Linked DNA regions of Mus musculus: region 2 is linked to region 1. Evidence: chromatin contacts called from ENCODE Hi-C or POLR2A ChIA-PET data. All regions are on one chromosome and are shown on one strand. The core of a region is the stretch at or near the end of the contact, and the rest is flanking DNA. Distances in the headings are between cores, read along the strand shown.

The links. Hi-C counts contacts between places; a loop is a spot of excess contacts on that map. ChIA-PET counts read pairs that join two places held with the same protein, here RNA polymerase II (POLR2A).
Region 2: a map of gastrocnemius shows a loop between it and region 1 (2.0-fold over the local background). The contact joins two enhancer-like sites. A Hi-C loop is called at or near these places in 2 of 37 maps with a recorded cell type or tissue (both gastrocnemius). POLR2A ChIA-PET finds 5 or more read pairs at or near these places in 3 of 5 experiments (all embryonic stem cell).

What each region holds. Positions count from the first base shown.
Region 1 is chr11:23,066,771-23,070,953 of GRCm38, forward strand. Gm12059 (a long non-coding RNA gene) reads left to right here. Exons shown (of 2, transcript XR_872307.2): 1 at 1-1,647. Among named protein-coding and RNA genes, the nearest start is that of Gm12059, 3.8 kb to the left of the region's middle. Within about 2 kb of position 1,596, at least 1 of the 3 ENCODE cell types and tissues checked has a DNase peak (open chromatin) inside an H3K27ac peak, as active enhancers do.
Region 2 is chr11:23,113,125-23,117,402 of GRCm38, forward strand. No RefSeq gene overlaps it. Among named protein-coding and RNA genes, the nearest start is that of Gm39610, 12 kb to the left of the region's middle. Within about 2 kb of position 1,779, at least 1 of the 3 ENCODE cell types and tissues checked has a DNase peak (open chromatin) inside an H3K27ac peak, as active enhancers do.

The DNA of each region.
Region 1 (4,183 bases), core at 346-2,845:
TAAAAAACCCTCAAGATGTAGTTAAAGGTCCTGATGTTTACAAGTAAAACCTCTTAAAATTCTGTTCTTGCTAATGGGTAAATATCATTTAAGTATAATGTTTCTATCAGTTACATAATTTATGTTAAGCCAGGCAAGGATATATGCCATAATTAATAAACGGGCATCCTTCTGATTTTTTTCCTTTGCCCATTATTTAACTGGTTGGTTTGAAAATGTCTGACTTGGTAGTCCTATGTGGCTTCCAGGCCTTCCAAAGTTTTTCGCCCCCCAAACTTCATGATTCTTGTCTGCTCTGTGAAATTATATATAGTTTTATGTCAAACTTACCACTCAATCCCTATGGAGTTTTTTAGTCAAGACAATGCATTTACATTGCTTTACTTCAATTTTTTTCTGCTAGGGACTAAACACTGAGCCTGTAAACATGACTATAGACAACTGTCACTTAGCTGACTCTCCTGAGCTGCAGACTACACCTTACATTCTACATTCACAGTCCATGTTCCCAAACTTCAGCCAGGCGTGGCGGCACAAGGCGGGAATTCTGCTCTGAGAAGCCGAGAAAACTAAGCTCCAGGCCAACCTGGGTTACAGAGTAAACCCAGTTTCTAAAACAAATCTCCTATCAGCTCTTCTACTCAAATGTCCTGCTAATGCCTCAAAACCAAAATCCATTCGTTTCAACACACATCATTCCAAATTGGTTATCAACCTTCATCCCAAACAGGTTTGTTCTATTTGGTTTTCCAATAGAGTGATTGGCCGAGGTGTCTCCATACTCAGCGTCTGGGTCTGGAGGATGGCCGTTTTGTCCCGATGCTCCTCACTCTTCCTCAAGGGCTAGCCTGAGCCTTCTTTCTGCAGAACCTGGCCTCGTCTCCCTCCACCTCCCATCCTAGGGCTCTGAGGAAAGCCTCGCTTGCCCCTGGGTCCTACCAACCAGGAGCACGAACGCGCCTTGCGAACTCGCGTCAGCACTGCCCTAGACCTTCAGTCAGGGTACAGATCACCTCGCCCACTAGCGCTGAGCGCACCGGGCTGGACCGCCTCTGCACACGCGCACAGCGGCAGGGCCGCTCTAGGCACGCAGCGCGGTCCTGTCTCGTTGGTACCGGCGCTGACGGCGCCCGCCCTGTACGCTGGAGCGGGAGGCTGTCCTGCGTGCTGTTCCCACGCTCTTCTCCACACCTCCGCAATAAAGGCGCGGGCGGCGCGCACTCCAGCGGGAAGAGGGATCGCACTTCCTCAGAAGGCTAGAGGTCCCTCCCTCAGCCGTCACGGCTCCCCCCCATCCCCCGTGGCCCTTAATCCCCTGGTGCGGGGGCTTGTTTCTAAGGCGCTGAGCCCTTCACCTTTCCGGAGCCCGGCATGGTGCTGGCAACGCCTCTCTCATCGCCTCGTTTTAAAAATAATGCGTTAAAAAAATTCAGTTTGCTATGCGAACAGCATTCCAACAGTACACAATTATATCCGAAATAGTTAAGCAATAAAAGAAAAAAAAAATGACGGGCGTTGTTGAGGCAGGAGGATTACTGCGAATTCTACTCCACCTTGGGCTACATACCGAGATTGTGTCAAAAACCACGGAGTGGGGGAAATTAAGTGAAGTAATCGTCTACGTTGGGAACCAAAGGTATAGTCAAGGTCAGCTTGAGACATGCCTGGGCTACCTAAGGTGGCTCTGCCCACCAGAGTGGGACACAAAACCCACAAGGATGAGGGTATTGTCATACTGCTATGTAAATGTAGAGTTTTCAAATATGCACAAAGGGGTTTTTGGTACCTGTTTTTCCAGGTCTTAGATACATTTTAAGTGGTCGTATGGCTATTCTAGTTGTTTAAAGAACCCATAGTTACTGGGCTTTTAAGGTATTTACAATTTTTCATTTCTACAAGCAGTGATAGATTGCTAGATCAAAGGGAATGCCCATTTGTAAGATTCTGAACCTTAACAGAGGCTTCCTAGAAGTGTTCTTATTAAAATGCATTTTCCCAGTAAGTATTAGAATGCTGCGTGACAGCATGAATCATTCTGTTACTAGTCAGCCTTTTGTCAGACTCTTGTATGAATTTGCATTTTGTTACCTAGGTATAAAACTGAATACTTTCCATATACTTACTGGTTCTTTATGAATTCCTTGCTTATAAGTTGTTTTCTTTATATTCGAGGTATTAACATTTTTAAAACTTACAGTGCTTTTGTATATTAGCAATATTAACTTTTATTTAAAGATTGCAAAAATCGTTTGGCTATTAAAGCCAGTAAGGTTTAGTTTGTGAAAGGTTTTAACTTTGTGGTAGGCATACCTAATCAAGCTTCCGTCCCTCTCCAACTCCCTGCTTACCTGATTGCATTTCCGTATACACTTGCAGGGTTTTTATTGTACATGTGCACATATGTCGTTTACTTCATTTGAAGTTTACTTAAAAGGAGTAGTCTTGCACGCGCTCGACTGGCCAGGAAGAACTGGTGCTGCTTTTATAGGCCTAGGAGGGGCGTGTCTCACACCCGGATTGGTTATGCACTAAGCCTCATTTGCATGTTCCTCATCTGATTGGCTACTCTCTCTCAGTACCTTACAGAACCTCATTATCATACCTCATTTGCATGTCTCACATCTGATTGGTTATACTCTCCGTACCTTACAGAACCTCATTATCATGCCTGGGCCAGGCAGTGTCTTTGCAAAAAACTTTACTGCATATGTACACATTGGTTGTTTGTCCAATCTTATGCGTGGTGGCCAGCAGTAGTCAGTGCCACTCTGCAACGGCACATGTGGCTTCCCACAGAGTAGGAGTTTTCAAAAAGCTTCTCTTTTTTTTTTTTTCTTCCAAGACAGGGTTTCTCTGTGTAGCCCTGGCTGTCCTGGAACTCACTTTGTAGACCAGGCTGGCCTCAAACTCAGAAATCCACTTGCCTCTGCCTCCCGAGTGCTGGGATTAAAGGCGTGCGCCACCATGCCGGGCCATAAAAAGCTTTTTTAAAAAAGGGCTGGTGAGATGGCTTGGCTGGTAAAGGCCCTTGCTTTGAAGCCTCGGGTCCTGAGTTGGATCCTTAGAACCCACATAGTGGAAGGAGAGAACCAACTCTGACAAGTTGTGATATGCATCTCTTTCCACATAGTAAAATAATGTAATAAAATGTAAAAGGGAAAAGAGGGGCTGGAGATGTAGTTCAGTGATAAAGTATGTTGCCTAGAATCTTCCAGATCCTAGATACGATGCTCAGTTATGGCAGAGGCAGGCAGATCTCTTGAGTTTGAGGCCAGCCTGATCTACAGAGTGAGTTCCAGAACAGCCAGGGATACACAGAGATACACAGAGAAACCCTGTCTCAGAGAGAGAGAGAGAGAGAGACAGACAGACAGACAGACAGACAGAAAAGAAAATGCTGCTTTTACAAAACCCTAACTTTCCAAATGTGCCTTTCCGTTTATTCCATTGATTTGCTACTGAACAGTAATACTGTTTCAGTGAATCTTTAAAAAATTGTTTTATTCTGAATTTGTATATATTATTGTGTGAGTGTATGTGCAAGTGTGTGTGTGCATGCACGTGCATGAGAGAATATGTTTAAGTGTGTGTATGTTTGTATGTGTGTGTATGTATGTATGTGTGTCAGTGTGTATGTATGCGCATGTGTGTATGCATATATGTGTGTCAGTGTGCATGTGCATGTGTATGTATATATGTATGTGTGTCATTAGTATGTGTGCGCACATGTGTGTGTATTAGAGGAAAGTGTCATGGAACTGCTTCATTCCTCCACCTTTACATGGGATCCAGGAATTGAACTCGGGTTGTCAGATTTTGTACTAAGTGCTTTTATCTGCTGAACCATTTTCTTGGCCATCAAATTTTAAAAATATATTTATTATTATTTGTGTGTGGATGATGAGAAGGCACGTGTGCCATGAGATGCATGTGGAAGTCAGGGGACAACTCTGTGGACTTGCCTCTCCCCTTTTACTTTTCGTGTGTGGGACACTCGGTGTGAGCATCCCTGCAAATGCTATGGCAGGCAGAGCAGTAACGGGAGTGACGTCCGTGTGAGGCAAGAAAGACATCTGCTTCAGCTCCACTCAGTAGCTGCTGTCCGTTCACACCTCTAAAGTCTGATCTTGGGCAGTTTATTCTAGGCACATTTAAGTACAGTACAGCTTTGGAAAAAGTTTCC
Region 2 (4,278 bases), core at 529-3,028, 47 kb after region 1:
TATTATTTATTATGTAAGTACACTGTAGCTGTCTTCTGATGCACCAATAAGAGGGTGTCAGATCTCATCATGGGTGATTGTGAGCCACCATGTGGTTGCTGGGAATTGAACTCAGGACCTTCAGAAGAGCAGTCACTGCTCTTACCTGCTGAGCCATCTCTCCAGCCCGAGATTCACTTCTTTAAAAAAATTTTTTTTAACATTTAATTATTTTGTGTATACGTGTGGGCACCATCGTGCACATGATGCACATGAAAAGTCAGAGGTCAACTTGTGAGAGTCGTCTCTAGGACTTGAACTCAGATCATCAGGCTTGCTTGAAGGTACTTTCCAGGCTATGCCACTTTGCTAACTCTAGTTGTCTCCTTTGCTAGGAACCTGTTACTCTCCATTCATGACTTACATTTGGTTTCATTATTTGTGACTTGAAACTCACCTCCCAGGCTGAGCAGGGCACACCAAGTCTTTAGTCCCAACACTTAGGAGGCAGAGGCAGCCATGTCTCTGTGAGTTTGAAGCCAGCCTAGTCATTATAGGCATGTTCCAGGCCAGCTTCATAGTGAGACTGTCTCAAAAAGAAAAAAAAAAAAAAAAGCCAGGTGGTGGTGGTTCATACCTTTAATCCCAGCACTTGGGAGGCAGATCTCTGTGAGGCCAGCCTGGTCTCTCTAGCATGTTCCAGGCCAACCAGGGATATATGAAGAAATCCTGACTCAAAAAAACAAAACAAAACAAAATAAAAAACAAAAACAAAAAAGAAAGAAAAGAAACAAAACCAACCTCCCCATCTCACCAGTCTATCTGATACCAGGTTCTTTTTCGGTGTGGGAGATTGAACCCAGAGCCTGTGCATATGCTAAGCAAGACAGTTACCCAGAGGTACAACCCCAGTCAAAGACTAACCTTCTAAAGGCAAAGAACTAGTCATCTTTTCTTTTCTTCTTTATTCTTTTTTGAGACAGAGTCTCACATAGCCCAGTCTGCCCTCAAATTCACTATGACAGAGGATGACCTCAAACTTCAATCCTGCTACTCCCTTCCTTCCCACGAAGTATTCCAAGCCCTTCGCAGAGTAATAAAAAGTCCAATCCTGTGTGAGTAGGATGGGAGTCAGGGGCAAATGAGGGTGTTCCCCAGGTATAAGTCTGTCTCCCCAGTCTCCACCATTTCAATAGGAGCACTGGCCCTTGTAAAGCAAATAGAGTCTGATCAGACAGCCTTTTTTTTTTTTAAGTTTTTTTGAAACAGGGTCTCTGTGTGTAGCCCTGGCTGTCCTAGAATGCACTCTGTAGACCAGGCTGGCCTGGAACTCAGAGATCTGCCTGCCTCTGCCTCCTGAGACAACCTACATTTGTTGCAAAATCAAATGACTATAGCACAGTTCTGAAAATCTGAATATTCCCTTTGGAAAGTAACAGGAGAACTACAAGCTGCCATAAACACATTTAAATTTCAGCATTACTTGCAATGGTAGTAACAGGAAAAGGTACATGACACTTTTTTAAAACGTGGATCTCCCCCAAGATCTGTAACTAAATGAACCCTGGGGCTGCACCGTTTGGCAGTTGCATCCAGTCCTCTGGTCCAAGCCCTTTTGGGGAACTGGATATGCCCGGCTCAGCGCCGTGGCAGAGAGTGTGTGAGGAATGTACCTCCAAGTCCCAGAAGATCTGATACCGAGCATGATTATTTTTAGAGGTGACCTCCTAGGCTCTTTAGGAACGTAAACAGATGCATGTGACTCCCCCTGGGAGCTGCAAGTAAACACATGGCCCACGTGCACAGGCGGGTGAGGTCCATAGCCAAGTGCACAGGTGGCTGTCCTGTCCTGCCAGGTGAACTAAGGTCCATCAGAAGGAGGCAGGGGAGACGAAGGGCTCACAGCTTCTAACTGTTCAATCTGGAAACAGCAAGTGGATAAACTACAACACTTCCCCTATGAAAAAGAAAAACACTAAAACATTACGTTATTTATTGCATTTTATTGTATTCTATTTATTTGTTTTCCCTTACACTATGTCTATCCCTCTGTGTGTGTGTGTTTTGCCTGCGCCTGGCGCCCCTGGAGGCCAGGAGAGGGTGATAAATCCCCTGAACTATAGTTACATACAACTATGAACAGCCTTTCATGGCTGGTCCCCTGTAAGAGTAGTGAGTGCTCTTAAACACTGAGCCATCTCTACAGCCCCATGATGTATGTACATCTTTATCTTAGCTTGGAGAGACAGTTCTGTTTTGTTTGTTTTGTTTTGTTTTGTTTTGTTTATTTCAAGCTATGAGCTTTAAGTCACTGAGTTCATGATAACTTGTAATGGCAGCAATAAGAATGTGTTACTAGGCTGGTGAGATGGCTCAGTGGTTAAGAGCACCGACTGCTCTTCCAAAGGTCGTGAGTTCAAATCCCAGCAACCACATGGTAGCTCATAACCATCTGTAATGAAATCTGATGCCCTCTTCTAGTGTGTCTGAAGACAGCTACAGTGTACTTACATATAATAAATAAATAAACATTTTTTAAAAAGGAATGTGTTACTATCAGTCAACACAAATCTGGAGCTGATTTTACTTTGAGATTTATTTATTTTATTTTATGTGTATGCGTGTTTTGCCTGCATATATGTCTGTGTACCACATGCATGCCTGGTGCTTGCAGAGGTCAGAGGAGGGTATCAGATGCCCTGAAACTGGAATTACGGATGGTTATGAGCCATCATCATGTGTATGCTGGATACTGAACCCAGGTCCTCTTCAAGACAACTCTTGTTCTTAAGCACTGAGCCATCTCTCCAGCCCCAGCACAGGTCTGACTTTTGCTTGAATGACAGCTGTTCTTTTGTAGCCTAACCAAAATGAACATCTTTTAAATATAAGTGATAATTTAGGCAAAAATATTTACTCGATTTCCTGTTATTTCCTGTTTTAAGTTGTCATATCTTCTAAGTGTAAATAATTTTTAGAAATACAAAGAAATCCTTACTAATTTGAAGTATGTGGACAAGATTATTATCAGTATCTGGTCCCCCAAAGTGGTAATAAAGAAATAATATGTATATAACTTCTTTTTACTAAACAGTATTTCATATTTTAGCATACATACATTATACCTAAAATATATTTAAGTATTATTGGTATTTGGTGTATATTGTTCACTAATGGTGACAGGAGATTTCACAAAAGCAAACCAGAAGAATACTAAGTAGGGCCAGGGTGTAGCTTAGTGGCAGGGCATCTGCCCAGCACATCTGGGTTGGCTCTCTCTGGGCAGATGGCTTAGTTGGTAAAGTGCTTGCAGCACAGCAAGAAGACTGGCTCTCATCCTCTGTACGCTCACTGAGTCAGGCTCTATGGCACATGCTTGGAGCCCTAGTGTCAAGGAGGCAAAGACAAGAGGGCCTCTCCTGCCAGTCTAGCCTGGTTGTCAAGCGAGATCCCAGTGCACAAAGCGAGATCCCTACCTCAAAGCACAAGGTAGAGAGCTTCTCGGGAATGACACTGGCTTCCACAGACAGGCACACACACATACACCTGCAAACATACCAATACATGAAAACACAGAGACAGATACACACACACACACACACACACACACACACACACACACACACACCTGATAATTCAGTACTGTGATGAAAGCAGAAATGCTTGAATAAGTTTCTTTTTTCAGGTTTCCCTACCTAACTGAACAGCAAAGACTTCATAATTGCCTATGAACTTGGTTGGTTACAACCCTTTCTGGTGCCTTAGGCTAGGACTGGGAAGCACTCATCTGGGTACAAAATTTACAGGACCAAGAAATACTTTAGCAATCAAAAACAATTATATACTAATATCATTTTTCTAGACATGGTTTCACTATGTAATCCTTGATGTCCTGAAATTTGCTATGTAGACCAGGATAGTCTCAAACTCACAGAAATCCACCTGCCTCTGCCTCCCAAGTGCTGGGATTAAAGGTGTGCATCACAATGCCTGGCTGAATATATTTTTTAAAGTGAACTAGTAAGCTGTGGTGTATGACAAGCTGAGCAGAAGAGGACAGGGCTAACTAAAGTGACTCGGTCATAGTATCCCCTACACGAGATCAGGAAAACAAACACAAGCCAAAAATGCTCAGGGGTATTTTGGTTTGAAAAGGAATGGCCCTCATAGGCTCATAGATTTGAATGACTAGTCACCAGGGAGTGGTAGAACTTGAGAAGGACTTAGAAGGGTTAGGAGGCGTGGCCTTGCTTCTGGAAGTGCACCTGCAGGTTCCAAAAAAGCTCACACCAGGCCCAG